3 separate regions of the Mus musculus genome follow, and all the other regions are linked to region 3. The links are chromatin loops, found by intact Hi-C in ENCODE. Cell type or tissue: left cerebral cortex. All regions are shown on one strand. Links, peaks and the distances in the headings refer to the core of each region. The heading gives the core; the rest is flanking DNA.

Region 1 (10,641 bases), core at 1,074-9,073, 73 kb after region 3:
GGCCTTCAATTTTCTCTTCATGAAGGTCAGTTATCTGAAGAAATAAGAAAGATGGTGGCTTGGATAATTAAAATTTAGAACTGAAAACATAATCATCAGTACTCAAATTCAATGAAATTCAAAGTCTCTAACAATCTATTTTTTAAAAGTCATGGCCAATAGTTTTAATGTCTAATTTCCCCAACCTTGCTCTTCTTACAAATTTTCCTGAATATGTCCAATGCATGAACAAAAATAAAAGACAAAACAAGAAAGTAACACATCTATACACTGCCAAAGACCAGGCTCAGCTCGGAGAGGGGTCCCTGAGAAAGGGGTAATGAAAGACCTCTGTGGGGATACCCCACCTGAGTCACGAGATAGCGTGTACCCAAAGAATCACGAGAGCCCATCTTGATGCAAACACACGAGGTAGTTTAATGACAGAAGTCCAAGCCAACACATATCTCACGCAGAAGACATAGGTGCCAACCATGAGGCTCAGAAGCTAGGGGTTTATATAGGAAAAGAATGGGGGTAGGGGAAGAATTGGTGCAGTTACACACAAGTGAGTAGTTTAAACATCAGCAAACTGTACGTGTAGATCAAGGTAACAGCAGAGCATCTGGTTAACATTTAACCCAGGTCAGAAGGGTGGGAGATAGGAAGGCACAGGGCCAGTCCGGACATTCTTGTATGTCTTCCCTATCTTTATGGCTAGTTGGTTCCTAGGATGACTTTACAGCCTTTGTTCTTTGTCTTAGGCCCAAAAGCCTTCCTAACTTGCAAGCCGCATGAGTCATGGACCTTGAATTTTAATTTTCTTTCAGTATCTCGAAAATGCAAAAGAACTGGAAGTCAATCCTGGGTACAAGCTGACAGCCTTTTGTTCTGCTGGAGACAACTCTCCAGAGATCTCCAGACAGTTCACCAAAATAGCTCAGCTCTCTCAGACCAAAGCCCAGTCTTTTATTTATATACCAATTCAATCATCCACCAAGGTTCCCTTTTGATTACCCCATGAATCAACATTTTATGACCTTAGCACCTTGAATCTTAGAAAAGACAGCAAATACACTTTGTTTTGACATAGCTTGAATACAAAGATCTGCCTGCCTTTGTAAGCACAGACAATAAGCTAGCTGGGTGGAATCTTGCCCTGCAACCACCACTCCTCAAATCTCTTTATCTCCTTAATATGTTTCTGACAAGCTGGCTTATAGTGCAGCTACCTCTGTTCTTTCAGGTCTGTGAAGCCCCTCATATAATTAATATTACATTCTTATATTTTGCATAGTTGAGAAATCCTGTCTATATATTTTTGAACTCGGGTTTTCAGCATTCTTTCCCACAGCCTTAAGGACAATCCTAAAGGTCACAGTGTTTATCATTTTGCTAAGGACAGAAATGCACTCTTGCCTCCTGGACTCATGCTGCTTCTAATTAGCATGGAGTCTCTAATCTTGGCAGGGAGAACATTCTTAGATAACCTCGGTGGGGGTGGGAGGGTAGTATTTCCCAAAATGTAAAGTAAATTATGTACATTATTACACAAAGAAACGTTATGCCTTAGCAACCATCAACACTTGGGGAGGTCCATGCCCTGCTGAGAGAACTGTGTCATGTTGACCCCTCTGCAGTAGCCATGCAGGACTTGACTTATGCTTCAAAATAAGCCTAGTTAAAAAAAAAAAAGACATGGAGGTTTCTACCCTCTCAGGAGCCTATATTTAGATAACTCTTACTTATGACTCATTGTAATTTCACTAATTAAAAAGAAGGATAATCAACAGACTTATAATTGGGTGATTAAACAATGTAGCAGGAAGTACATCAAGTAACAAAACTTGTAATAAAAATCTCAGGTTCTGACATCATGCTTACATACTAATGAGAAAGGTTAAGTTCTCAATTATTTCACTTTTACAAAGCTTTATGAAATGTTAGGGCTTCCGTAATTTCTAACAGCATCATGAGAAATATGTATGTATATTCAAGTTCAATTCAAAGAACCAATTGTCTCAAATTCTTATACAAGCAAAAAAAAAAAAAAATCCCTTATCCTTCTATCATGTTCCCAATCCTATCTCCATTAAGACAATCCACACAGTAACTAGTAAGCCACAAAAATGTCAGAGGGAGTACTATAAAATACAAAAATAATACACTGACTGTATCATATGACATTTAGAATTATTTGTCCATAAAATTCTCACCCAGTAACCTCGTGTTATAATCATAAGTCACTGACATTTTGTGTTATAGAACATCCACCTAAACTATAAAATGTTCAGGGGTTTTTAAGAGCCTGTTAAGGGAAGCATTTCAATCAAAGTGTCTGCCAAAATAAAATTAGGATTAATACAAGTAGCAATTAATAAAAGTTGACAAATAGATATGCTAACATGGAAGGGAGAACGCTCAGGTGGTCTCAGCCTTAAAGAATTACATCACACCAATCAGTTGTCTAACACCAAGTGGTCAGCCCTAAAAACATGCATACAAGTAACATACAGACTGAGAAAATGGTATTTATTTATCTATTTATTCATTCATTCATTCATTCATTCATTCATTCAGAAAAACATGCACAAAGAAATAAATACATAGACATATACATCACCACCACTACCAACAGCAACAACACAGAAAAGAGATCATGAATTTGAAGTGGGGGTTACATGTGAGGGTTTGGAGGGAAGAAAGAAAGTCACAAGCTATATTATAATCTCAGAAACTAAAGTAAATCTTTTTGAAAAGGTTTGCAAAGATCTGAAATTGAGTCTTAAATACTTTAGTGCATCAGGAGATTAACACAGTAAGGAAAGAAAACATGGATGTGTTTCATAACCAACGAAAAGAGAGGACAAGCACTATTAGATTTTTATACAAAAGAGGAAGGTATTATGCATCTATGTATAAACAACACACATACATAAGTTCTCTCTCTCTCTTTCTCTCTCTCTCTCACACACACACACACTCAAGCTCACACACATATAGAGACTCTCCACCGATGAATGTAAATTGGAAAGAATGCTTGCCTCAGGTTCAGGGAACTAGAGAACTAGTTATGATGGTTACTCTTAATTATCATCTTAATGGAATTTAGAATTAAGTAAAAAATACAACCTTTTGATGTGTTTGTGAGAGAGTTTCTAGAATAAGTTGCAGACAAGTGCAAAAATATACCTTAGTGAAGACTGCACCATTCTGTGGCTTGTGTTCCTGTACTGAGTGAAAGGAGAGAGCAAGCCAAGCGCCCAAATTTATCACTCTATACTTCCTGCCTATGGATATACAATGTGACTAGCTGCCATGAGCCATCATCACCACCATAACCTTCCCACCATGATGGACTGTGAGCCAAAATAAACCCATCCTTCCTTAAGTTGCTTTTTTTAGGTGTTTGATCACAGCAGTGTGGAAAGTAACCGAATCGCTGGTAAATTAGGCTAAGAACACTCATGTCTTTCATTGTATACTATTTGCCACTTTTGGAAGGTTTGATGTATACACATCCCATTAAAATATGTAATAAAAAAAGGAAAAGATAAATAGCACCAAACATGTATGAAAATAACTCAAAGAAGTTACATAAAGCAAAATACAAAATATACTGAATATTTAAAGGATAAGGTATATGTAGGAATATGGAAAGTCTTGATACATAGTTGGTTTGTGGAATGGGCCTTAAATAATGACAAAGTAGAACCAGACACATAAAAGAAATCATTCCACAATATAGTATGCCTCAGCAAAAGACTCAAAGTTGAGACAAGACCCGGGCATCTTTAGGAAAGCACATGTACAGTGGTCATTCTTCTCAAAGTGCTTAACAACTCATTGTACAGTTGAGAGCTTCAACAATACAAATTTATCATCTCAAGATTTCTCGTGAAGAGTCTGGGGTTGGTCAGCCCTATTTTTTCTTGGGGTCTTACCAGGCGTATCAATATCTTCCAGAAAGCATGTGTCCCTCTTTCTTCCAGAACTATTGCAAATTCATATCCTTGCAATGGTATGAATTTAGCATGAATTCAGGGTAAACCCATTACAATACTGACACCCCCCACAATTTGCTGGTTGTTGACCAGGAGCTACACTTATCTCCTAGATGCCATTTGTAACTCTTGACAAGTGGACCCTGAGACAGGGCCCCCTCCTTCTATCCTGAGAATTCTTTCTGCTTTAAAAGAAAGACCCGGGTCTATCCAGATAAAGGCACTTGCTTGGTGATCTAATCACAGACATAATGACTCAGCATATTCGCAAGTCATGCCCACGCTGAAGGGGTGAGGATTCACACAGGATGTGCACTCCAAGGGGAGAGACTCTTGGGAGTTATAATAATCCTGACTAGCATGGATGGTAATAAAAGATGAAAACAAAAATTCTCCAAAGCTATGTCAAAATTCGATTTATTTTTCATCTTATGTGCCCAAAGATGATGCCACCTGTACAGTGTATATGCATAATTAACAGTTTCACCTGAAGACCTTCCCACATTTCGAAACTGCCTATTCTTTGACTATGGTCACCATTATCATCAAATGCCTGGTTCACTCTGTCAGCGCATACCTCAAGCTCACTGCTTTCATTCACTATGAACCTTTCCCACCTATGCTATCTCTTAGCTTTCTTATCTATGAATGCTAAATTAGTAGTGAATTTGTGAAGACTCCACCACATCTATGGTGGTTTGAATAAAAAAAAAAAAGCCCTCATACGCTTATAAGGAGTAGAACTGTTAGGAGGAATAACTTTCTTGGAGTTGGTGGGGACTTTGTGGAAGAAGAACATCACTGAGAATTCTCAGCTCCTTCTCCAATGCCATGTCAGCATGCATGCCACCATGCTTCCTGAGTTAGCAATAGTAAATTATAAGCCAGCCCCAAATAAATGTTTTCCTTTATAAGAGTTGCCTTGGTCACGGTCTCTTCACAGCCATAAAATCCTAAGATGCCATCCAACAAATGAGCAGTTTGGAACTTTATGTCTTTCTACTGGTCTTCATTTTTCAGGCCTTGAGTTAATTCACTCTTTTTTTTAAGCATTTTTAAGTATTCTATGCTTACGTAGCCCTCATCTTTAACTAGCCAAGATGAAAGGATAGTAAACAGCTTAGCTTTGGTTTAATTAAAATGTCATTCCTATCACCATATGGAAGAAAAGTACACACATAATTAATATTCCTTCGATGCAAATATAATGATTTAAGAGCACAAGTCTGAAGGATTAGAAATACCTGCTCCTCCTTTTGTCTGACAATTTACATTTTACTCATAGACAAAATTAAAAGACCTTGCTTATTTTGTCTACTGACTAGGGAAACAAATGTTATCCTGAAATTCAAAGAAATACATTACTGTGAAAAGCAAATCAATATACAAAGCTGTTAGTCTCTCAGGACACTGTGGTAGAGAAGGTTGCAGAACTTCAGGCAGCTGTTATATTGCTATACTGACTTAACAGTACCTGTGTTCTCCAGCTTTAAACAGAACAGTAGTATGGCTTCTTCTTAGAAAAGGGAAGTAGGTGGTCCTTGAGTTAAAGTGAGTATGGTGGTTGAATACGAATGGCCCCCATGGGCTCATATATTTGAATGCTTAGTCATTGGGGAATGGCACTAAAAAGGATTAGGAGGTGTGGCCTTGGAGGAAGTGTATCACTGGGTTGGGCAAAAGCCCAGTGTATATCTGTCTCTCTGTCTCTCTCTCCTCCCCTCCCCTCCCCTCCCCTCCCCTCCCCTCCCCTCCCCTCCCCTTCTCTCTCTCTCTCTCTCTCTCTCCAGATCAAAATGTAGCTCTCAGCTGCTGTTCCAGCACCTGCCTGCATGCTCTCTGCCATGATGACAATGGACAAAACCTCTGAAACTATAAGTAAGCACATAATTATGTGCTTTCGTTCATAAGAGATACCTTGGTTATGGTATCTTTTCCCAACAATAGAACAATGACTAAGACAATAGATCATACAGCAATACGCCCAACAGCATAAATTGAAAACGTCCTAAGTTAAAAAATATACTTAAAATGTCTAACCTAATAAACACAATATTTAGCCTACTGCTCCTTTATGTATGACTGCTTTGCATAATACTTGCATGTAAGTGTAGTAGGTATGTGCCTGGTTCCCACAGAGGCCATAAGGAGGTATCAGATCCCCCTAAAATTGGAGTTACAGATGGGTGGTTATGGGTGCTGGGTAACCAACCTATGTCCTCTGAAAAAGCTGCAAATGCTCTTAACCACTAAACCAGCTCTCCAGCCCTTAGTCTACTTCTTAAAAATGGGTAGTACATTTATATAAACTTGGATAAAATTATCTTATACTAACATTATATTATAACAAAGTGTGAAATATCACATGTAATTTACTAAAACTTTACCCAAAACATAAAACAGCCTTGTACCAGTATACCTTCATACCATTATAAAGTTAAAAGTTTGTAAGTCACACCATTATAAGTCAGAAACTGTCTGTATGGCTTAATGGTAGTGATGATTTAAAAAGCAGACATTGTTAGCAAAATTATAATTTTAACAGTTTTCAACTGATAAATGATGGCTTTCAATTTGCAATGGTCAGAGTGTCCATCTCTTATAAGAGTTTCGATGTTCTTTGATAGCAGCTTTGTACCACAGTAGTTAAGTCTTCAGATACCACTTGAATTCCCTATGAAGTGTGAATCAAGTGTTGTATAGATTAGCTGACATTGATGGAGAACAGAAGGCAGGAAATAAATCAGACATAACTCTGTCCTCAAGGTGTCTATAAGTGAAAAAGAAAGTCCTGGGGACATAATTAATCCAACGTTCCTTTCCCTTCCCTTCAAAGGCAGACTCTTAGCATAATCCCCATTACAACTTCTAGTGTCCACACCCTTCTGTGATCTGGTGCCCTTGAATGTAGGCAGGACCTGCGCCTTGTTTCTCATGAAAAGAACATAGCAGTGTGGCATGATATACATGCTGTATGTCATGGGTCTGAGGTGATATTACATACATTTATTGGAGTTGTTGGAGAATCTCCTCTACTGGCTTGGAGGAACCAACAGCCATGGTAAAGGAGTGTCATGTGTTCAGGAACTGCAGGGGCTTTCTAATTACCAAAGTTAGGCCCCACACAAGAAAGTGAAAGTCTCAGTCCTACAATTATAAGAAACTAAATTTTGCCCAAAAGCAAAGTGGGTTTGCAAGCATCTCCTAACCCAGGGAAGCTTTAGCTGACAAATCCATGCAAGCAGCCTGAGTGAAGCTTTGAGGGGCAATGGTAGAGAGAGTTCAAACGGGCTATGCTAGAATTTTGGCCCACAAAAATGTAGTAACATGAGAACAGATGCGTACTGCTAAGTCACTAAGCTTAAAGTACTATTGTGAGATGGTTAGCTTTAATTGTAAACTTGATACAAACTAGAAACACCAGGAAGAGAGTTTAATGAGAGATTCTCTACATTGAGCTGCCCAATGAGCATGTCTGTGAAGGACTGCATAACTGATGTAAGGAAGACAGTCCACCATGGGCAGCACCATTCTCTAGGCAGGGAGTCCTGGCCTGTGTAAGAGTGAAGAAATAAAGCTAAGCAGATGCAAGTAAAGAGGTAAGCACGTATATTCTCTCTCCCTCTCCCTCTCTCTCTCCCTCTCCCTCTCTCTCTCCCTCTCTCCCTCTCTCCCTCTCTCCCTCTCTCCCTCTCTTGCCTGTTTATGGGATATAACCAGTTGTTTGAAGGTCCTGCCTTAATTTCCCCACAGTAATGAACAAGAACCTTGAATTATAAGCTGAAACAAACCCTAAGTTATTTTTTCTCATTTTTTTTTATTATAGCCACAGAAAAGATACTAGGACATACTGCTACAGAGTAAGAGATCATGAATACACTTTCCTAATACTCCCCAAGCTGCTATCAAATCATGGCCATGCTAACAAATTCAAATATCCTAAGCATCATATCATCAAAGGTGATATGTCACTCTCGTCTACACACTGGGGAAATCCAGAATTGATCAGACACACACAAGCTTTGGTAAGACTGAGGAGCCCGTCTGCAGACGATCTTGCCTTAAATGGGAAGCACGGATGCCTAGTTAACAGATCAAAAACTAAAGATCAGCATAACTCTCACCTTTTACAATCTCAGAAAGCAAAGGACATGGATTGCCTGGCTAAAGGCTCAGACTGAGTGGCAGGGGACAGAAGACATGGCAAGTAAAACGTGAAAGGTCAGGAGCATCACAAAGGTTGATGGAGTAGACAAGCTGAAGGCGAAGGGAAAAGCGCCATTCTTACTTGTCCAAAGATAGTAAAAGTACAAAAACTACAGGGAAAATACAACCCTTTTGTTTCCTATTTTAAAAACTCATCTTCTCAACTAAGAATTAGCCTGTATGAGGAAGAACAACCCCACTCGTCACCTAAAGGCTCCTACCGTCATCTCTCCAGAAGTCCCATCTCCACAGACTCATTAAAGCACAAATATTTTCACAAATGGAATGGAAATGACGTTTGATACATTTTTATTAGGCTCATAAATATAGGTAGGTTTTTTATAATTTAACAAAGGAAAGAAAAAATAACTCAGTTTTCAATATACTTATTTATGGTTAACTTTTGAAACTGTAAGATAGTAATCTGTTATAAAAAAAAAAACAAGAGTAAAATCTATGTCTAGAATAATTCGGTTTTCTCCTTTGTTAAAGGAAATTTACAACATCATTTCATTTTGCTTTTCTATAGAAGGAGAGTAAAATCAATAACGTATTTCCAAATAGGCAGCTTTTAACCTGTTTGGGGACAGGCTAAAATTACCTTTGACTGCACACTTAAGGGAGAGTTGTTTTAATTTCTTTTAATTATATAGAATGTTAGGCTTTTTGCAAATCATTACCTGTTGAGATGTACTTTCCTTGACAATTTGGGAAGATAAAACATTCATGGTTAACTGAGAAAATTACTCCCAAAACATTACTAAGTGCATAAGCACATTTCCAAAACCACAGGAAATAAAATCAAAACAAATGCCAAGAATATGCATTTGCTTAAAGCTTGAGCACATGCATAGAGACAAATGTGCAAAGCAGAGCTTGCCAGCACCCCCACAGCGCCTCCAGGTATGTCTCTCTGAATGCCCCATTTGTGAACATCTAGGTCAGCCCTATGGCTGACAAAACAATGCCCTAAATAGGGCATGAAAATAAATGAAATGTACTTTAATGTAAGACAATATATCTTTCAGAGCAGGGCAGCACCACATAAAACAGTGTTTCTAAACCAGCACATAGGAACTGGAAACAAAGAGTATAAGAGGTATTTATAGGGATTTTTTAAAATAAGCAAGTATATAAAATAACTAAACAGAGTAAATGAAGGGTAATCTACAGATCTCTTCTGCTTCAGTCAGGGGCAAGACTCACGTATTCATATTTTACCTGCTGTTTGCAGCTACAAGTACTGTCTACTGAGTCAGGCTCATAAACACAAATAACAGTACAAAGCAAGATCAAGTGACACTAAGAATACACCTTTGGAAAGACTAATCCACAACAGAGGTTGTTACATCAAACTGGCTGGGAGAAAGACACTGACATGCACAAAATCATCCTTCCGAATAGCTCAGATTCTACTACTAACAATCTAATTACCTTGTAAGAGAAAGCACCTCCTCAGACAATAGCACAAAGCAAGGAACAAGAAGAACAGGAGATCTACAGTCGTAGTTCTCAACCTGTGAGTCCAAATCACTTTGTGGGTCCAAAGACTCTTTCACAAAGGTATCCTGCATATCATATATTACATTATTATTCGTAACATTAGCAAAATTATAGTTGAGAAGCAAGAAAATACGTTTGTGGTTGGGGGTCGCCAGAACATGAGGAACTGTATTAAAAGGTCACGGCATTAGGAAGCTTGAGAGCCACTGGGCTAGAGTGTGGTACAAAAAAAACAAAGAGAAGAGAACTTCAGCTGTGATGAGGAAAGGCATCATAGAAGAGAAGTGTGTGAGTTAGACTTTATGCGACTGTGTGGAAAAGTGACGAGTGTCATAGGTTTTGTTTCAAACAAAAGGAAAAAAAAAAAAGCACACACTTTCAAAATGACCATGAAAGAACCGTGTGTGCTAGACTTCAAATCCTGAGATGTCTAAGACTAACTACTTTTTCAAGGATCTCCCCGGTAGTAGCAAATATCTGATATGTTGTCAATGCTCAAAAGAAATATTAAAGGCAGTAAATAAAATGAATGGCTCAATTGGCATAGCAAAGAAAAAAGATGTAAGCATCAAGATTCACAGAGACCATGAAAATCAAAATTGAGACCTTTTACTTTACTTGATTGTAACAGAGGTATCTGACTTGGGGGAAGAGTAAAATATAACTGGGTATATATTTAGGGAGAATATCTAAAAGCAAAATATATAGCTAATTGTAGTAGGAGACAATGAAGATAATCAGAACATTACAAGAGGCTAGATCAAATATAACATGGGACTGCAAAATAAAAATAAATAAAATAAAAAATGAGACTAGAAAGAAAAAAGATATTCTCATAGAGATTACACAGATCAAATCAATAGGACAATCAGTCATCCATTCAGCAAACAGCTTTTAAGTATGCACTACTGATCTACCAAACACTGCTAGGAGATGCAAACGGGGAAAA
Region 2 (10,641 bases), core at 1,034-9,033, 120 kb after region 3:
TGCCACTATGTTTGCTGGAGAAGAGCACACCTCCCTTCCATTACCCTGTAAGTTTCTGATGGCAAGCATTAACAAAATAAGGTGATAACCACATAAAATGTGTCTACTTAGAAATATTTTATTCAATTTTATTCAATTTCCTAAACACATGAAACTCAAGAAAAATGAAGACTGAAGTGTGGACACTATGCCCCTCCTTAGAAGTGGGAACAAAACACCCTTGGAAGGAGTTACAGATACAAAGTTTGGAGCTGAGATGAAAGGATGGACCATGTAGAGACTGCCATATCCAGGGATCCACCCCATAATCAGCATCCAAACGCTGACACCATTGCATACACTAGCAAGATTTTATCGAAAGGACCCAGATGTAGCTGTCTCTTGTGAGACTATGCTGGGGCCTAGCAAACACAGAAGTGGATGCTCACAGTCACCTAATGGATGGATCACAGGGCTCCCAATGGAGGAGCTAGAGAAAGTACCCAAGGAGCTAAAGGGATCTGCAACCCTATAGGTGGAACAACATTATGAACTAACCAGTACCCCAGAGCTCTTGACTCTAGCTGCATATGTATCAAAAGATGGCCTAGTCGGCCATCACTGGAAAGAGAGGCCCATTGGACACGCAAAATTTATATGCCCCAGTACAGGGGAACGCCAGGGCCAAAAAGGGGGAGTGGGTGGGTAGGGGAGTGGGGGTGGGTGGGTATGGGGGACTTTTGGTATAGCATTGGAAATGTAAATGAACTAAATACCTAATAAAAAATTTAAAAAAAAAAGAAATATTTTATTCAAAAGATCACCTGAACACCATTCCAGTAACTATTTTCTTCCAAGACATGTTATAGTGGTTAAGTCAGTGTGAGATAAGTAAATGCAAGCCTGAAAGGTACTGGTGATCTCTGTGATTTTTGCAGCAGTTGACTCAAACTGCCCTCGTGAATACATCGTTTTCCATGTAGGCTCCTGTAGAACTACCAGGGCCATTCAACACAGCCAGTAATAAAGAAACTCATTGCAGAAGAACACTGTGGCCCATGCTTTCATGGCTTAAATATTTACTAACATTAAATACTTGATGTCTTTTTTCTTCTTCTTCTTCTTTTGGTTTTTTGAGACAGGATTTCTCTGTATAGCCCCGACTGGCCTTGAACTCAGATCCGCCTGCCTCTGCCTCCCAAGTGCTGGGATTAAAGGCATGTGCCACCTTAACCCTAAAACTTGTCAACTACTTCTGTTTCAAAGATAAAACAACTGAGAAAGGCCTATCCAAAAAAAATATCATTTGTCTCAATTCGTGTCAGTGATATTAACTAAACCTCTCATTGCTAATGAATTCTCTATTTTCCAAAATGATTAATTTTTAATCTTTGAGGAACTTGTTTTAGCATACATCCATTATCATTTTTATAATCATTGATTCTGTTGCAAATACAACTAGTTCACTTCTAACTAAAAATTGTAACTAAACTTTTCTATAATCTACAGGTAAATACCAAAACTGATGTCTAAAATACATATATTATCTAGTTGTGTTTGAAAATGGAAGACAGCACGCGGAAGAGTTATGTTTTCTAAGACCCACTGGGGGCAGAGCTTCTATACATAACCACTGTTCTGCAATGAAATATTATTCCAATAGTGTCACTGTCACCAAGTATATGTAATAGTACATGGCTCTTTAAATCTTGCCCTTTTTCAGGTATGTTCATTTCACTGTAATATAACCTTTTTCTTCCCCCCTAGAGGCAGTATTATAATTAATTGCACCATCTGATCACAACCTATGAGAACCTGTGTCCATGCCACAATATTTTCATGCATAAGTTTGTATCAAACACATAAGGACATCAGCACAAAAGGTCAGAGCAGCCGTTCTCAACCCCAGGGCTTGCAATCTCTTTGAGGGTCAAAAGACCCTTTCATAGGGATCACCTAAGACTACCAGGAAACACAGATATTTACCTTGCAATTCATAACAGTAGCAAAATGACAGTTATAAAGTAGCAACAAAAATAATTTTGTGGTTGGGAGTCACCACAACATGAGGAACTGTATTAAAGGGTCACAGCCTTGCACTAGTTGAGTGGATAAAGATGCTTGCTTGCTCTCAAACCTGAGAACTTGAGTACCACTTCCTGAATCTGCATGATAGAGGGAGAAAACAGGCTCTCACAAGTTGCCCTCTGCTTTCTGAATGGGGTAGATGGCATGCACAGCGTGCACACACACGCACACACACACACACACCAAGTAAGTGTAATTATTTTTATTTTTTATAAAAAGTAATACAAAATATTTTTAAGCAAGAAAACCACTCCAGCTTTTAATTTTTTTTACAAGTATCATTAAGTTGCCATTAAGAGATGTTTTAAGATAGAGTTATGTATGATGATAGATGCCTCCAAAAATACACAAGACACACTGAACAATCACGACTTGAGAACTAAAGAGCTTTCCTTGAATTTCATTGAGTGCTCTTCAGGCTTCCTGCCTCCTAAGAGATTTCATTTGTTCAATTCAACTTTTAATAGTTTCTCAAACATGCAGACAAACCCTGCTCTCTCTAGCTCTCTCTAGTATGGTGAATAAAGACTTTGACTTTTTTTAATGTCACCTTAGAAAGAACCTTTGAGAACTAATATTCGTCTCACCTGCAACATGTTAACATTAAAAGGCCTCTGCTGTATTTATTCCACACACGCTTTCCCAAGCCGGATGTTTCCCTCAGCTGTGTCTGGGAAACTGAAAGTAAACTAAAGCTGCCCAACCTGCCTCATCAAGTTTTACACACTCCTGATTGACATCTCAGAAGGTTCCCTGGCTTTGTTTTTGTGGGATCGTTACCCACTGCTGATGCTTTCTGCCCAAGAAGGAAGCAGCAATCCAGGGAGTCGGTGGCTTTCGCAGGATAACTGCAAGCATCCAACAAGCTTCTCATTTAAATAGCCAAATAGTAGGGGGTGGGCTTTCACAGCTGCAAACACAAACAGTACCAGGCATGCCGATTTCCTTCTAGCAACACCAGTACATGTACAAGTTCTGCACCACGGTTTAGAGAAAAGTAGCTGATTGACGCATTGATGGAAAAGCTATTTTAAAATTACTCCAAGAGTCTAAAGCATCGGTCTAACTGGGAGGCTCTTGCCTCCTCTTCACACACACGGTCTGTTTTCCTGTCTAATTTAAGAATGAATCGCTGACACCTCCAGGTGCAATATACCCTGAGGAGAGAACGTACCCATCACAATGCTAACGAGGGGTGTGCATACCACCACCACCACCCCGAGCCCGCAGTGAGTGCCAGTTCTTACCTTAGCAGATTAGACAGGGGCAGAGGTCCGGATCCACCACCCAGGATCCCTCCTTTCCTGCCAGATAGGAGTTTCTCCACCAGAGCCACATTGCCAGTACGAGCAGCTTCCAGCAGCTCCTGGTCCTTCCCCATAGTCTCTCACCGAGTCCGCTACAGAGTCCTTTCCCTGCTCCAGGTCCACTCCCCAAAAGCCAGGGCCCTCCCCGCCCCACCCTATAAGGATGCCCGGGCTTATTCCCTGCAGCCCCGCGCAGGGAGCAGCACGCCGTCCTCCTTCTCTCCGCGCAGCTTCTACAATGGGGAGCAGCCTGTGTTTGGGCAGAGGGGCTGGCCAAGCGGCGACGCGCCCCCACAGCCACTCCCCTGCATTCCCGAGGCCTCCTTCCCGCGGGTGGGGTGCGAGCGGGTGGGGACCGGGCCCGGGCGCTGCCGAGGAACGGAAGGAGGATGCTGAGCTCAGAGAACGCCGAGCCCTGAGCAGGATGCTCCGGCGCTGACAGGAGGATGCTGAGCAGCGGGGAGGATGCTCCGGCACTGAGGAGCTCAAGGAGCGCTCTGAGGCTGATGAGGAGGGAGCGAGTCGAGCGCGTCCTCCCCAGAGCTAGAGGGTATCGAACCACGGCAGCGGAGGCCCGTGCGTACAAACGCCCAGCCTGGATCCACCTGGGTTCCGCGCCCGGCGGGCTCGGGGCTTACACGGGGACGACGGCCGCGGCCCGCGGCTGGGGTGGCTGCGGCCCGCGCCGAGGCTGGGCTGTGCGGACGAGCCGCGGCGGGTGCGTGCGGAGGGCGGCGGCGGCGGCGGCGGCTCGGAGGCTCGGCGCGCGGGGGGCGTGTGCGCGCGGCAGGTGCGGCCCGGGGCCGACCGTGGGGCGGGCGGGGGGTTGGGGGGGGGGTGCAGTTCTGTGCCAGTGGGCGGGGTCCTCCTTGCTCCCTCCTCCGTGCTCCCTCCGCTCTCCTCCCTCCTTCCCCGCTCTTTGCTCCCTCTCCCTCCTCTCTCTTCTCCCCCCACCCCCCACCCCGCTTCTGCTCCCTTCTCCCGTCTCTGAAGAGGTTTAACTGTGTGAGTACTGGAGATCACCCCGCTAGCTGCTGAGGCGCCTTCTCTGCCTGAAGCCCAGAGTCAGTAACCAGACTTGGGGAAAATCTTCCACTAGGAGGTGATGGAGAACGAGGTGCTGAGAAGAGGCGCTTTTGCTGCAGTTTCTGTCCCAGTCCGGGGGACTTGAAGGATATTTCATCCTCTTGCTTTACCTCTCTGGTGAGAGTCTGAGATGTCCGTCCTTGGAAGAAGCTGAAGAGGTTTGGTTTATCCTAGTTTCTGAACCACTGAATGCCTTGTGACTTTTGCAGGTTTTTTAGGGTCTTTAATCAGCCTGAATTTTACTCGGGCTTTGGAGAGCTGCTGACTTGTGCAAATACCAGAAAAAGGGTTCTCATTGGAAATTCTTCCACATCCACCCTAGGAAAAATATAAATGGGCATGGATGAGAGAGCTGCTTTGATTTGCATATATCATCAGCAGTTCATTGTGTATGACTGCCTTGATTTTGTTGGATGTTTTCCTTGCTCGTGGCAGAGAACGCATGCTTATTTTCTTTTGAAACTTCCTGTGACAGCTTGTGGTCAGTTGATAGGAAAAGATGTGATTGTCATTTTGCTTACAACAACCCAACGAACTGGATATTATTACTGTATATTACTTTAGAACTAAAGGAGAGGTCCAGAAAGGGACAAGATGCCACACAGTCGTTGGCTGACAAACTGGACCTGGGAGCTAGTAAGATGCCTCAGCAGGTAAATGTGCTAAGCCAGAAGACCTGAGTTCAGTCTCCCCAGCCCTCATAGTAAAAAGGAGAAAAATAGGGGCTGGTGAGATGGCTCAGTGGGCAAGAGCACCCGACTGCTCTTCCGAAGGTACAGAGTTCAAATCCCAGCAACCACATGGAGGTTCACAACCATCTGACTCCCTCTGGAGTGTCTGAAGACAGCTACAGTGTACTTACATATAAATAAATAAAAATCTTTTTTAAAAAAAAAGGAGAAAAATAGCTCCCACAAGTTGTCCTCTGGTCTCCATACACACACACACACACACACACACACACACACACACACACACCTGTGTGCTTCCATTAAATAAATAGATAGATAGATAGATAGATAGTCTGAGAGATAGTATTTCCTGAGAAGAGTATTTCCTGCTCTTGCAGAGAATCAGTTCTGTTCCTAGCACCCATATCGAGTGGCTGACAACTTTGTGTAACTCCACCTGTAGAGAACCCAGATCGTCTGGCCTCCACAGGCCTGACAATTATGTGTGCATACCCACATACACACACAGAATTAGAAATATATCTTTAAAATAAATGGAAAAAGTTAACAGCTGGATCCTAGAACTGACTTAATTCAGATCCCAACCTGAGACCCCATTGAATAGCAAATTACACAGAAATTAATTCTTACAAACATTTGATGAGCAGTTACCACATGCCAGAAGCCATATGTACTAAATGCTTTCTACACTTTTTGTTTCAGTACTCAACAAAATTTCTGTAGACTATGAGACTATCATGTGTGCATTTCACTTTTCTGTGGAGTCAGAGGTACCTCTTTTATCCTTAGTGCGCATACGAGGAAACTGATGAGCTCAAAGTCACATCATTGGAAACTATGATAAGACAGATCCAGGACTCCCTGCCACTTAGGCCAAAACTTTAGGTAAACAACAGGGAAACTCAAAAGACATTCAGATAGATAGATAGATAGATAGATAGATAGATAGATAGATGGATGGATGGATGGATAGATAGATAGATAGATAGATAGATAGATAGATAGATAGATAGATAGATAGAGTAAATTAGAGTGTTTTTCTGTAGCTCAGTTTTCTAAAATTTTATTTCAGTGGCTCAGAGCATCAGGTAAATTTGTAGCTTCTCCTTGCAGGATCCCCAGAGGGTATAGAGTTTGACTGTCTGACATTTTGTTTTTCCTTTTCATTTTAAAATCTATTTTAATGAGAAGATGATATATGCCCCCTGACATAACAGGCCTAGCTAAACCGTTCGTGAAACAAGAAATGAGTAGTCATGAATTCATTATGCACAAGAAAATCCCTTTCTTCCTTACTACTGTTTGTCTCCTGAACAAAACAAACTTTTCCCAGAATACCCTGTAAGTACTCAGATGACCAAAGCTGAAATATCAACCAATATCGAATCATAGATCAGTTCCAGGCACTCTGCTGACATATGATATTCAAATGCAATTTTTCTACTCTACACTTTTTATTTTAGATAATTTCTAACTTCCTATTGAAGAGGAAAAGGGCTTCCACTAAATGAGAATAAGCTGGCAAATTAAAAGAGAAAACATTATTCGAAAAATCCAAAGAGGCTAGATAACTAGAATGTTTTGTAAGTGTCCAGATTTCATCAAACATTTTTGCATCTGTGAGTGGTAGAAAGAAGCATTAAATCTTGGAAGCCAACTAGTCAATCTGGATCTAACTTTGTTACATAAAAGTTTGGAATTCATCTCTACTGGGCTTCCCCGTCCTAACAATGTATTCTTGTGATGAAATACAGAGATTCTTATTTTATTCTGATTTTAGGGCTAGGAAGTAGATATAATTGCTTTTAAAAAGTAATGTAGACCTTACTTCTTTTAAATTCCTTATTTTAAATTATGGTGTACACAAATGAAATTATAAATAATTTTAAGCAAGCTAAGAAGTGTGTGTGCAGAAGTGGATGCTCATAGTCAGCTATTGGATGGATCACAGGGCCCCCAATGGAGGAGCTAGAGAAAGTACTCAAGGAGCTAAAGGGATCTGCAACCCTATAGGTGGAACAACAATATGAACTAACCAGTACCCTGGAGCTCTTGTCTCTAGCTGCATATGTAGCAGAAGATGGCCTAGTCGGCCATCACTGCAAAGAGAGGCCCATTGGACTTGCAAACTTTATATGCCCCAGTACAGGGGAACGCCAGGGCCAAGAAGTGGGAGTGGGTGGGTAGGGGAGTGGGGGGGAGGGTATGGGGGACTTTTGGGATAGCATTGGAAATGTAAATGAGGAAAATACCTAATAAAAAATATTTAAAAAAAAAGAAGTGTGTGTGTGTGTGTGTGTGCGTGTGTGTGTTTAATGACACTCTTGTTGGGTCACTAAATGGAGCTGAAAATAAAAATGGGAAGAAAAACAAAGACAAAGTAGGTAGATATGTATTTATAAAATATAAGTAAGTAAAACCTTTGAAAACATAAAGACAATGAAGGATCTCAAATCTAGATACCTTAGAGTGATATCCCTTAGTCTGTTGGTCTGTTTGCAGTGAGGGAAAGAGAATGTCTTAAAATGTGGAGTTACTAAGTAAGGCTCAGGTTCTCGGCCTTCCTGATGCTGTGACCCTCTAAGACAGTTCCTTGTGTTTCTGATGTCCGCCAACCATGAAATTCTTTTCCTTGCTACTTCATTACTGTGATTTTGCTACTGTTATGAACCTTAATGTGAATACCTGTGTTTTCCAATGTCAACCCACTGAGGTGTAGCAGCCCCATAGGGTGAGAACCACTGAACTAAGGTATGGCGATTTAAATTGAGAAATGCCCCCAGAGGCTCCTGAACCACTTGGTCTGCACATAGTGACACTATTTGGGAAAGTTATTGAGCCTTTAGGAGGCAGAGCCTTGCTGGAGGAAGTATGTCACTGGAGGCTTTGATGTTTTATAGCCTGGCGTCACTTCCTTTTCTTTCTCTCTGCTTCCTGTTGGTGGCTGACATGTGATCTCTTTCCTTCCTGGCTTTGAGACCAGTGTCCCCCGCTCATGCTGCCATGCCCTGTCTGCCCATAGACTGACTGTGTCTCTTCTGGAACTTTAAGCTCAAATAAACCCCTTTCTTCCCTAACTTGCTTTCTGTTATAGTACTTTACCACTGAAACAGAAAGGTAAGTAAGATATAAACAAAGCTAAGATAACACTGTAACTTGGATGAAGCAGGAAAATGCTCCCTTTGCCATTTCAGGCCTATCTCTGGGGCTGATGCTCTATGGAGCAGATGTAAACAAATAATAAATCCAGAATATAATTGGTTAAATATAATGCTAGAACCCTGAGTAAGAGACCAGGGTTTTTATTCCTGGGTTACATTTAATTTCTTTCCATTTCCCCTGTCCCTCACTATCTTGGGGAGGGGTGACCAAAGACAAGCACAGTGCAATATGTACAGTATTTATAAAAATTTACAGTCCATGAGCATTGAAGACCATGAGCTGATAATCACTCAGTCCCTTCCAAAGGAGTATGTCACGTGCATATCATCTTTATTGCTGTCTCAGATAAGTTCTAACACTATACAAAGTACAAGAATCTCTACTAAAGTTACACCAGTAATGAGTCACCCACCCTAGTGATAGGTCTGCCAAGGGAGAAGGGGGCGTTCCCTTGCTTCATCCAAGTTACAATGTTATCCTAGCTTCCTTTGTGTATTAAGTTACTTTTCTGTTTCGGTGATAAATACTACGGTCAGAGAGTAAGGTAGGGAAGAAAGGTTCATTTTAGCTTAGAGTTCCAGAAAACTTACCTCCCTAGAAATGTGGATCTTAGGACCTGCCTCTGGGAAAAAGCTAATTATGACACATATTCAAGGCCAATTCTGCCATATTAAAATCTGAAGAGACTACATATCCAGAATTTTTTAAGTGTCCAGATTTCATGGAATAGTTTTCCATCTGTGAGTGATAGACAGAACCATTAAATCTAGGGGACCAACTAGATGATATGTTTCTCTGTTAGGTGAGAATTTAGAATTTATTTTTTCCCAACCCAAACAATAAATTCTTTGGTCAAACATATAGTTGTTTTTTCTTTTTTAAATTTCATCCTGATTACAGGACTAGGAGCCTCTCTCTCCCAAAGAGAGCCAGAACGGCCAGACGGTGGTGGCGCACACCTTTAATCCCAGCCCTTGGGAGGCAGAGGCAGGTGGATTTCTGAGTTCGAGGCCAGCCTGGTCTACAAAGTGAGTTCCAGGACAGCCAGGGCTATACAGAGAAGCCCTGTCTCGAAAAACCAAAAGAGAGAGAGAGAGAGAGAGAGAGAGAGAGAGAGAGAGAGAGAGAGAGAGAGAGAGAGAGAGAGAGAGACGCACGACAAACAAAATGAGAAATAGGAGGTTGGACGCCAAAGAAAATCCACTAACCTGCTTAGTGACCCATGAGGCAGAAGAGGCGAGAGAAAAAGAAAAGCAGAGTTAAGGCAGAAGCAAATCAGCTCAACTCAGTGGTAAAGCATTCCTGAAGAAACTGAGTAGGAAAAACAAAACGTTCACTGCCTCACGGCTCCCTCTTAGAAACAGAAGTTTCCTGTCCTCCAGGGAGAGCCAGTGAGAAGGAATAGATACACCACCACCACCCCACACCACCACGCACCCCACCCCAGGAGTCTGCTCCTCACTTTCCATCACCCGTCCTCTACTAAAGTTACACCAGTAATGAGTCCCTCGCTCTAGTGATAGGTCTGCAAAGGGAGAAGGGGGCGTTCCCTTGCTACATCACCTATTAACTTCCTCCCTTCTCAGAGACAACCTGCCTCTGTGCTACTGTTACCTTGGAGAGCCCCACATAGACCCAAGGTGTGACCTCACACATGCTCACTGAAAATGTAGTGTAGTCCACAAACCCACACTGAAAGAAGGTCTCTAAAATTCCTCTAGTTTCCCCCTATCTCTTTATTTTTCTACTGAGAGGCTGGGTGCAGTGCTCCACACCATTAATCCCAATAATCCAGAAGCAGGTGGATCTCTGAGTTTGAGGCTAGCCTTGTCTACAGAGTAGTTCCAGGACATCCTACACAGAGGATTCTATGGAGAAAATGCCAGGTGCATCTGACAACCTATTATACAAACCTGTCTTAGGATTTCATTGCTATGAAGAGACACCAATGGCCACAGCAACTCTTATAATGGCTAACATTTCATTGGGGCTGGCTTACAGTTTTGGAGGTTTAATCCATTATCATCATGGCAGGAAGCATGGCAGCATGCTGCCAGATATGGTGCAGTAGGAGCCAAGACTTCTACATCTTCTTCCGAAAGCAGACAGGAGGAGACTGATTCCACACTTGGCAGAGTTTAAGCATAGGAGATCTCAAAGCTGTCCTACAAAGTGATGCACTTCCTTTAACAAGGACACACCTCCTAATAGTGCCACTCCCTATGACCAACCATTGAAACACATGAATCTATGGGATGGGAACCAAACCTAATCAATCCACCACAGTAACTCAAAGAAGCAGCTAAGAAGATTCACAGACATATAAT
Region 3 (10,641 bases), core at 889-8,888:
AAGTGTAGTACTTAGGGTATTGGTGCACAGGTAAGCATATATACCAAGGGAAGAAAGAGACACACCGCTATTTTTAAATTTCACTGGAAAACAGAAGAGAAATGAGCTTCTCATTAACAGCTCTTAATATCAATAAGAGAAAGAAAGAATATATGCATCCTCAAATATACACATACATCACAGAGCATAAATGTTCATTGTTAATAAAAAATAGATATAACATAACCAATAATTAACTATTTAGAAGTTATCATACAGGGAATATGATATATAGAAAATATTTCAAATTCGACACGAAAATCAATAATCATGAGGGGAAAGATGAACTTAAACGAATAAAAATTAGTAACTGCACTACTCAGGAAAGACACATTCAGAAAGTAAAAGGACTAATCAAGGGTTGGGAAGAAATATATAGCTGTTAAAATGTCTAAAATTTAGGGCTCCCAATACCAAGTGATATATTCTCTCTTCCCTTTCTCTCTCTCTCTCTCTCTCTCTCTCTCTCTCTCTCTCTCTCTCTGTTTCTCTTTTTTGTTGTTTGTTTGTTTGTTTGTTTGTTCATTTGTTTGTTTTTTGAGACGGAGTTTTACTGTCCTGGAGCTAGAACTGTAGATGAGGTGAGTCTTGAATGCACAGAGATTGGCCTACCTTTGCCTCCTGAGGACTGGGATTAATGAGTGTGCCACTCTCACCCAGATCTGAACGATATTTTCAATACAGACCACTATATCAGTAGGAACAGAAATTTTGTATAATCACTCTGGGGAAAGAGCTAAACAAATATATATGTGTGTGTGTGTGTGTGTGTGTGTGTGTGTGTGTGTGTGTGTGTGTAATATAATATATCACTATAGCTTTACTAGGTATACCTTCAACAGACATGTATACAGATATATATAGAGCGAGAGTCAATCATTTATTATCCCGACTTTTCATTAATGGCCATCATACAGAGGTAACTATTTCTAATCTACCCCAGGAATCCTTGAATTCAACTTTTAAGAGCTGAATATGTTGATTTTGTATCTGAAAAGATCCTAAGTGGTGATATTATGCAAAGGACTGAAGAGAGTTCTCTTTCATAACTAATCTATCCACCCACATCATTTCTGCCCGAAGATTCATGTCCTACCTGGGGTTCTACTTAGTATTTCCAAATTCAGATACTTAAAGATAATCATTATTTTATCCTGAGTTTTCTCCAGTAAGACATAACTGTCTCCTTCAACTATCTACAGATTTTATTTTATATCAGCACATACATTCAAATTGCATGTCTGCTACTCTGATAATTAATGTCATGAGTCAGGTTGACTAGGGTAGAGGTTCTCAACCTGTGGGTCACAACCCCTTGGGGAATCAAACAACCTATTCACAGGAGGTGCATATCAGGTATCCTGCATATCAGATATTTACATTATGATTCATACCAGAAGCAGCAAAATTATAGCCATAAAATAGCAACGAAACCATTTTATGGCTGAGGGTTACCACAACAATTGTATATTAAAGGGTCACAGCATTCGGAAGGGCAAGAACCACTAGACTATACAGCACTGTGCTCAGACATCTGGTTAAAAACTCCAGATGTTTCTGTGATGGGACTTTCATGATGAAATTGTCATGTCAGGCAGCAGACTTCCATGAAACAGTACCTCCTCCAGTGTGGCTAAGCCTGCTCTAGGCACCTGAAGTTCTTGGTAGACTGTTGCCCTAAAAAGAAGCAAGAGTGTCGCCACAGTATACCTTCATAGAGTTCTGCTCTGAGCTCTGTCTCCTTTCATGTTTTACAGATTTTATTTTTTTTGCTTGCCAAGTCTCTATAATAGTGTGAGCTAAATTCTTAAAATATACCATCCTTTCTCCTCCACCCCACTTTCCACCCTCTCAGTTATGTATCTTCAGTGAACTTTGAACAATAGTTAAGTTCTAAGAATCCATTATATATACCTGTTTATCTCCTGGTCTAAAACTACTTAGGTATGTCCATATAACTTTTGAAACTCTTCCTAAACCACATACAATCTAACCAGAAAATATAACTTGAAAACTGTATTTTTCACCTAATTCTAAGATCATATAATCTTTTAATGCAGCCAAAACTTGAAAAAAATCCCCATTACCACTGTTTTCACATTAACATTGTTCAAGCTTCAATGCCTAACAAACAAATTACCATACCACATCTCACCAACTTAATACTTCTATAATTGTTTTGATGGACATATACAATATACCTAATATTTTCACAACTGAATTATTTTTATTTACATTTTTTACACAATAGATTTTGATGTTTTCTCCTAATCCCTCCCAGATCCTCTCCATCTCTACCCAACAACATATCTCTCTGTCTCTCTCTCCCTCCCTCCCTCCCTCCCTCCATCCCTCCCTCTTCCACCCATTTCCTACTAAATTTTGTTTAAAATTTAGTTTCTTACCAAGTCTTGTCAAAATCTTTTAAAAGCCTTCTGATTCAGTATATATAAGAACTTTCTGTTTCATATTAATAAAATATTAGTTTTATCACAGATAAGATGCATAGTTGAGATTAAGAGAAATAGCTAATAACATCAACTATATAGGAAGCCTTATTTCAAATGGTCTGTAACTCAAGTGATATAAATATAATTCTGCGAGCATTCTCAGGCATTGGGGGGGGGGGGAAGGACACACTGCTCCAGACGCTCTTAATCTCAAGAGCTGGTTCTAAACATGGGAGTTTTATAACAGGATAAACTGCTTATTCTTCAAACCAGTTTCCAATTTCCCTTTGAGTAAAATGGGGACGATAAAACTAACATCACAGGATTGATGTGAAGATTAAAATACATGCAAAACACTTGTCACACTGCCTAGTACACAGCATAGCTGATGTGACTTTGAAGCAGGCCGTAAGAGCTCAGCCGGAGTTAGATCTATTCCTGACCTGTCCTGTTCTCCTAAGTCAGTCTATAAAGCTAACGCCCAGGGTAAAGGTAGAGGGAAGAGATGGAGGGTGATGTCAGTGAATAGCTAACAGTTGCTATATGAAGCTGCTACATAAGTGTCTGGTTAAAGGCTGGAGGGGTTTTTGTGAAGACAGCAAGTAGCTTAGATATATACTTTCATTCAGTCTCTTAGCAAACTGCAGCTTTTGGTCAAAAGGGAACAAACACAGTGATGTTTGAGATTTGGCTAAACATTTAAATTGCATTTCAAACGGTTGGATTTGGCAAAATCTAATATAATTTTTGCCAAGTCCTTAACTTTTTCACTTGCATGTATTCAAAGGAAAGCCAGCTTGTAGATTTGAATCATTCAGATTAGAAACTCATTAAAATGTATAGAGTGCTTTATCCAGGCACAAAAACTCGGCCCCAAATCATTACAGTTTAACACTGGGGAGATAAAAACAAAATGCCTTCCTTACATAAACCACTGCTCTCTACTCTAAGTTGCTGAGGCTCAGAAGAAAAGATTAACTCAGAAAGGCCTCATGAAAGAGAAAAATTTTGAAGAGGTAATTAAAGTGAAATAGCCCTGAGTACACAGGAAATGGAAAGTCCTCCAAGAATACAGGGAGTTGACATTACATAACAGCTGACAAGGACTATATGCAAAGTCCCAGACACTTGATTTTGAGTTAAATGTATTTTTCCAAAATGTCTGGAACAACTGGATTTTTCTGGGATAGCCAGAGACTAATCCCCAGGGGATATTTATTCAACACTGTATGTCCACACTGGCCAGGCTCTCTAACAAATACTGAGAAACAAGGCTAAGACAGGCATGACTTGCCCCCTGGAAGCTTATCATCTATAGGGAAAACATTTTAGAGAAGGGAGACTGAAGACACATCAGATGAGGTGGCACACATCTGCAATCCTAGCACTTGGGGAGTACAGGGTAGAATAGTCAGAAACTCAAGGTCAACCTAGGTGACATGAGACACAGTCTCAAAAAAAAATAAAACCAAAGCCACCAGATATCGCAAACTGTATCAAAGCTGAAATTGATCAAATATTAAAAGGAGTGTTCTCATAGTTTTTCAGGGAGTACCAGAATGACGCTGGTGTGCCACCGTGGCCCGTTATGTGTGCGCTAGAAATCCGACCTGGGATTTTGTACATGCGTGTAGCTCAGCCCACTGAGCTGCATTGTCAGACTAGAAAAAAAACTTTTGTTGTTGTTGTTGTTGTTGTTGTTTGTTTTGTTTTGTTTTTTGAGACAGGGTTTCTCTGTGTAGCCCTGACTGTCCTGCAACTCACTCTGTAGACCAGGCTGGCCTTGAACTCAGAAATCCACCTGCCTCTGCCTCCCAAGTGCTGGGGTTAAAGGTGTGCACCACCACTGCCCAGCTAGAAAACATCTTATTATCATAGGTTTTTAAGTTATAAGGTGAGGATGATTAATAAAATGGAATCCTGGAATCATTTAAAGAAAGATTTTTAATTCTTACTGCCCTTAAGGTTAATTACACCCAGTGTTATCAAGAGAAATCTAACAGGTCTGATCAGAGCAAGGGGCCAGGACTTGGTACAACTTTCCCAGCTTATACTCCATTATTCTTTTAGTCAATGTTTATGGAATACCTACTACAATTACACATCACTAAATGCTATCAAGGACATAAGAAACCAAACAACAAAATAAAGCCCGCCACTTCCCACTCCAGTCCTAGGATAAGCCTGAAAACACTCACCCAAAACAAGCCGTGTTACACAAGATGGCACAGAGTTTACAGCTCTGTGAGTGGAGAGCCTAATTCTGCTGAGGAAGATCACAGACTCGCCAGGTCTGGTAAATCCCACACAATGAGGGTGACTTGCCAAGACTACAAAAGGAAGAAGAGCTTCACCAGAAGAAAGAAAGTATACACAGAACTCTGTACGTTCAGAAATCTTAAGTATGAAGAGTAAGTTTACCCTGTTTCGGAGACTTCTTTCTCTTATCCTTCTTCAAAGCTATGATATGCATAGGCAAATGGTGTTAGAAACCTAAAACCCAAAAGCCCTAAAGCAGTCCCTATGCAGCTCCCGTTATTATCAAAGGTTCTCTCTTTTAACATTATGCTCCTCCAGTGGCTCCTTCAGACATCCTTACAGTCACATGTGTGAAGCTCTACTAGAGCCTGACAAATACAGAGGTGAATGCTTGCAGCCAGCCATTGGACTGAGCACAAGGTCTCCAATGGAGGAGCTAGAGAAAGGAACCAAAGAGCTGAAGGAGTTTGCAGCCCCATAGGAGGAACAGCAATTTGAACCAACCAGAACCCCCAGAGCTCCCAGGGTTTAAACCACCAACCAAAGAGTACACATGGAGGGACCCATGGCTTCAGCCACATACACAGCAGAGGATGGCCTTGTCGGATGTCAGTGGGAGAAGAGGCCGTTGGTCCTGTGAAGGCTCGATGTGCCAGTGTAGGTGAATGTCAGGTCAGGGAAGTGGAAGTGGATGGGTTGGTGAGCAGGAAAAGGGGGGGTGGGATAGGGAGTTTTCAGAAGGGAAACCAGGAAAGGGGATAACATCTGAAATGTAAATAAAGAAAATACCTAATAAAATAAAATAAAGTCGTGTGTGTGTGTGTGTGTGTGTGTGTGTGTGCGCGCGCGCGCGCGTGTGCATGTGCATGAGTGTGTGTGCTGTTGTAATAAAGTCCTATGCATCAGGAAGTTATTTCCTATATCCCATTTCATCCTCCTCACCCTAGTTTCCCAGTTGGCTTAAGACAGTGTGGGGCTTTCTACATAACTGATATGACTAAATATATAGTACTTACTAAAGTTGTGTGTGTGTGTGTGTGTTCTTTCTGTTAAACCTTTGCATGTTGATTTGCTTATATTTTATCCTTTTTTAAATCCCTGGTTAACTCTGTCACCAATGTTCCAAAGTTTTAAAGATACTTTTTAAAAATTGTTCTTTGGGCCAATGAAATGGCTTGGAGGTAAAGGTGCCAGCTCTGAAGGTCTAAGTGCAATCTCTGGGGACCCACATGGGGGAACCTACTCATCAAACCTTCCTTTTGGAGGAGAGAGACAGACAGACAGACAGACAGACAGAGAATATATCACACACAGAGACACACACATACAAAAACACACATACACAAACACACAGAGGCATACACACAGAGACTAGCATACACAGACACACACACACAGAGACTCACACTCACACATACACACAGACACATACATAGACTCACACACACATGCACACACAAACACAGAAACACACACACATATACAGACTCACACATAGATATACACATGTAAATGAATAATACCTAGTATTATTATAACCAAATTTAACTACCTTACGGTCTTCCTGTAGCAATATCCCCTGGAAGTCTGCTCCTGTTCTCAGGGGCACTGGCCTTTTAGGCTCTTCCTTGTGCCTCTCATCCATAAGACAGCCCATCTTTTCTAGATACTGTGCCTTCCTGTCTCTTGTTTCATACCTCCACTTTGGTAGACACTACCCCTGCTACTTTCCCAAGAAAGGTGTGTTAGAGATAATATTTTAAAATTTTACATATCTATGTCAATCACGCCTTACTGTATTTTGACAATATAAAAAAAAGTTTCAAGGTTGAAAATGACTCTTTCAGAACTATTCAGTCACTAGCCTATTATCTTCTACTCTAAAAAATCTGGCATTGCTCTTATTCTACATTTTATACATGAATCTGTAGTGTGTGTGTGTGTACACTTTGTAAGTATGAGTTAAAACTGTATTTATTTGACTATTTAGAAAGCCAGCATACTGTAACTCAGCCAAACAGGACGTTCTGAAACATGAAACCCAGTGGTCCTTGGTTGCTAATGTCGAGTTCCCCAGTTCAGCTTAGCAGAGCTGAGAATTCTGTTAGGAGCAGGTGTGGCGGCAGTCCTAAAGGCGCCAGGGACTGTAGCTAAGTCGTATGACTTGCACCTGACTTCCTCATATAAGCCACAAACATCTTGAGTGCTGCGCAGGTGTACCAGGATACAGGTGAATCCAGTTTGATGGAGATATGCCCCTGCTGCCCTGATTAGCTGAAGCTGCGTGCCTGGTGAGGTGGCGTGGCCTGCTGTGCGTGGATGGGAACTGAGAGTATAAAAGGAGTGAGAGGCCCAGGGTTCGGGGGAGATATATAAACAAGGGGGAGATATAAAAACAAGGGAGATATAAAAACAGGGGAGATATAAAAACAGGGGAGATAAAAACAGGGGAGATATAAACAGGAGAGATATAAAAACAAGGGAGATATATAAACAAGGGGGAGATATAAAAACAAGGGAGATATAAACAGGGGAGATATAAACAAGGGAGATATAAACAGGGGAGATATAAACAGGGGAGATATAAACAGGGGAGATATAAACAAGGGAGATATAAACAAGGGAGATATATGGAGAAAGAAGAAACAGGACTGAATAAATGTGTGCAGAAGGATCCTGTAGCAGCGTCGTTCTTGCTGGCGAGTTGGGCGCGCGCAACAAGTGGTGCCGAAACCCGGGACAAGAGACACCTTCAGGCACGAGCGAAGACCCCCTGCTACAGGGAGGATTCAGAACTGCATAACGGGGAAGAAGGGGTTAATAAAGGTTCCCGTGAAACAGACTGTTGAGAAGGATCTGGTGTGGATTCAGAACTCTTCAGCTGGGGAACAGTACTGATGAAGAGAAAGAAGAAAGATGAAGACTGAATAAACTGCTGTTAGAAGGACTGGTGGTCGCATCGTTCTTGCTGGTCGAGAGCGGGCGCGACAATTGGTGGCCCGTACGGGGAACCGACTCCCCCACCGAGTTCAGAACTTTCAGCAGTCAGTGGTTGCTGGCAGGGTAAGTTCATGGTGAGTGAAACTTGGGACCCCAGGAGTTTGGGAAGGACCTTGGATAAAATAGAGGTAAGCATTAAGTTGCCAGGAAGCAGGCACAAGGTAACAAAAGGTTCATGGTTTTGGGACAAGTTAAGGTTCCCGGTTTGGGGACAAGTTAAGGAACTATGATAACCTCAGTGTAGTGATCAATAGATCCTCGCTGTGTAGTTATGCTTTTTTTCTCCCATTGACCCTTTGTGGGTAGGTCTGATAGTTTTGGTCTTGTTTGTTCTGATATATGGACTCTGTTACTGTTTGAATCAAGAGGCAGTCAAGACAGGTCAGAAAATCCTTATAGAGCAACAAGAAAGTATGTCGGAAGAGAAGGGCTTAAAAAGAAAAAGGAAAAAGAAAGGAGACACAGTGTTATCAGGTGGACAGAAAGGACAAAATAAAAGAGCTGAGGTGGAGGAGGAAGGCGAATTAGCTTTTGTGCCGCCTCCCTATGCCTCCTCAGCATCCACCTGTAGGTGGACCTTCTGTCCGGAGATTTGGAGAGGATCAACCAGATTCAGTGTTGACGTGGGCGAGAGGGTCTGTTTGTGTGTTTCCACAGGACCAGACGGAACCTCTTTGGGTGCCGGAGAGATTGGTGAGACGCTGCAAGAATGAGGCTCCTGATCCAGTTGCCCCTGTGGATGTGGTGGATGATCCCACAAGCACAAAGGATGGAGCCGAGATGAGAGATCCTTTCGGTATTCCAGAAGCCGATACCAGCTCGACATGACGTTTAAATTTTTCCATGCCTTTTTGATCCCTGAATTCCCCTTAAAGAGATAGCCCCTCTGGCTATCTATCCCTTGCTTCAGAGAAGATGAGCGGGGATGAGAGCCCTGGGATGTATGCTTGTTATAGTGTGTGTGTGTGTTGTGTGTTTGGCACAAGTGTTAGGTGCAGAGTGTGTGGCCCGCACTTTCGCCATGGTAGCGTAGGCTTTTGCTGCAGTGGAGGCGGGACAATCTCCTCAGATTCGGTTTGCCGCTCTAAAAGAAATTATGCTGCGTTATGCCGTGGGGTGCGAGGCTAAGCACTGCACAGAGGATAGCTTGCTGTTGGCATCCTGTGGAAGGCACGTCTGATTACATGAAGGTTCAGTGTCCTAGTTCCCTTCCCCCAGGAAAAACGACACGGGAGCTGGCCAAGACCTCTCTGGGTGATGAGCCTAAGGGATGGTTTTGTGTAGGGCCCCTATGCTTGCACACTGGGGATCAGACCTCTACCTTCACCCATGAGGCTTGCTTGCAGCAATTAAGATCTGGCCATAGGTTAATTAACATCCTGGCCTTTTGATGCACCTGCCGCAAGCAAAACACAATCTCCCCAGGAGTGGCTTGGCATGATTGAGAGGTAGTCAGTGATAAGACTCCCTGGGCATGTCACCAACCTAAGACAGGGATCAAACCAATGCTGTTTGTCACCCAAGGACGGGTAAGGGGCATGGCTGCGGGGGGCTATCTACAGACATTCTCTCTGCCAGAAAAGAAAAAAGGGGGAGATGTTAGGAGCAGGTGTGGCGGCAGTCCTAAAGGCGCCAGGGACTGTAGCTAAGTCGTATGACTTGCACCTGACTTCCTCATATAAGCCACAAACATCTTGAGTGCTGCGCAGGTGTACCAGGATACAGGTGAATCCAGTTTGATGGAGATATGCCCCTGCTGCCCTGATTAGCTGAAGCTGCGTGCCTGGTGAGGTGGCGTGGCCTGCTGTGCGTGGATGGGAACTGAGAGTATAAAAGGAGTGAGAGGCCCAGGGTTCGGGGGAGATATATAAACAAGGGGGAGATATAAAAACAAGGGAGATATAAAAACAGGGGAGATATAAAAACAGGGGAGATAAAAACAGGGGAGATATAAACAGGAGAGATATAAAAACAAGGGAGATATATAAACAAGGGGGAGATATAAAAACAAGGGAGATATAAACAGGGGAGATATAAACAAGGGAGATATAAACAGGGGAGATATAAACAGGGGAGATATAAACAGGGGAGATATAAACAAGGGAGATATAAACAAGGGAGATATATGGAGAAAGAAGAAACAGGACTGAATAAATGTGTGCAGAAGGATCCTGTAGCAGCGTCGTTCTTGCTGGCGAGTTGGGCGCGCGCAACAGAATTCCATAATTTCTGCTACAAAATGGCTAGTGTGTCTGTGACATCTTGTTAGCATTCCAGACAAACAGAACTAGAAAGGAGAGGCTCATAAGGGATCTAGCTCTACTGGAAAACAAAGTTTCTCCTCGCGAGTAATTCCTTCAGCGGTGCCTGCTCACATTTTATAGAGCAGCGCTCTGCCACAGACCATGGAAAGTTGTTTACCTTCCAATCTCCAGTACAAGTTTTTCCAAAAAGTTGAGGAAACGTAGATATTATTAGAAAGTGCCAAAAGAGATAAACAAGTGTATGTTACAGAATTATACAATTCCCACTGTATTTAGACTTTCAAAAAATTGAAACACATGTATCCGGGTCGTGGTAATATTTCTTTTATAACTTACTTGATATTTTCTTTCCTTTAGTTTTCTCCATCATTTGTCTCCTGTCAGGTTTTTTTTTTTGGGGGGGTTGGTTGGTTTTTGAGACAGGGTTTCTCTGTGTAGTAGCCCCGGCTGTCCTGGAACTCACTCTGCAGACCAGGCTAGCCTCAAACTCAGAGATCTGCCTGCCTCTGCCTCCCAAGTGCTGGGATTAAAGGTGTGCGCCACCACTGCCTGGCTCCTGTCACCTTCTTAAAGCCACAAGATGAGCCTCTGACATTGATTATCCATTTGATTTTCTTAAAAGCTAGGGA

What was found. Hi-C counts contacts between places; a loop is a spot of excess contacts. Peaks named below come from ENCODE experiments on the same cell type or tissue, not always from the same donor. Only the 100,000 strongest peaks of a DNase experiment are listed, where the experiment ranks them.
Region 1: it touches region 3 in a loop (2.6-fold over the local background); 2 of 42 quality-filtered maps call a loop at or near these places.
Region 2: it touches region 3 in a loop (3-fold over the local background); 2 of 42 quality-filtered maps call a loop at or near these places.

The regions. Positions count from the first base shown.
Region 1 is chr10:89,915,781-89,926,421 of GRCm38, reverse strand. The region is part of intron 1 of Anks1b (ankyrin repeat and sterile alpha motif domain containing 1B); the gene reads right to left. Among named protein-coding and RNA genes, the nearest start is that of Anks1b, 48 kb to the right of the region's middle. In left cerebral cortex, for the core only: no CTCF peak of the experiment used is centred there; DNase peaks (open chromatin) are centred at 3,286 and 4,252.
Region 2 is chr10:89,866,479-89,877,119 of GRCm38, reverse strand. Anks1b (ankyrin repeat and sterile alpha motif domain containing 1B) reads right to left here and starts at 3,611. Exons shown (of 27, transcript NM_001359241.1): 1 at 3,315-3,611. The coding sequence starts at 3,448. In left cerebral cortex, for the core only: a CTCF peak has its summit at 4,473; DNase peaks (open chromatin) are centred at 2,920, 3,703, 4,424 and 8,743; H3K4me3 peaks cover 3,573 bases; H3K27ac peaks cover 1,881 bases.
Region 3 is chr10:89,988,506-89,999,146 of GRCm38, reverse strand. All of the region lies in intron 1 of Anks1b (ankyrin repeat and sterile alpha motif domain containing 1B), which reads right to left. Among named protein-coding and RNA genes, the nearest start is that of Anks1b, 120 kb to the right of the region's middle. In left cerebral cortex, for the core only: no CTCF peak of the experiment used is centred there; DNase peaks (open chromatin) are centred at 1,749, 2,925, 3,307 and 4,792; H3K27ac peaks cover 3,691 bases.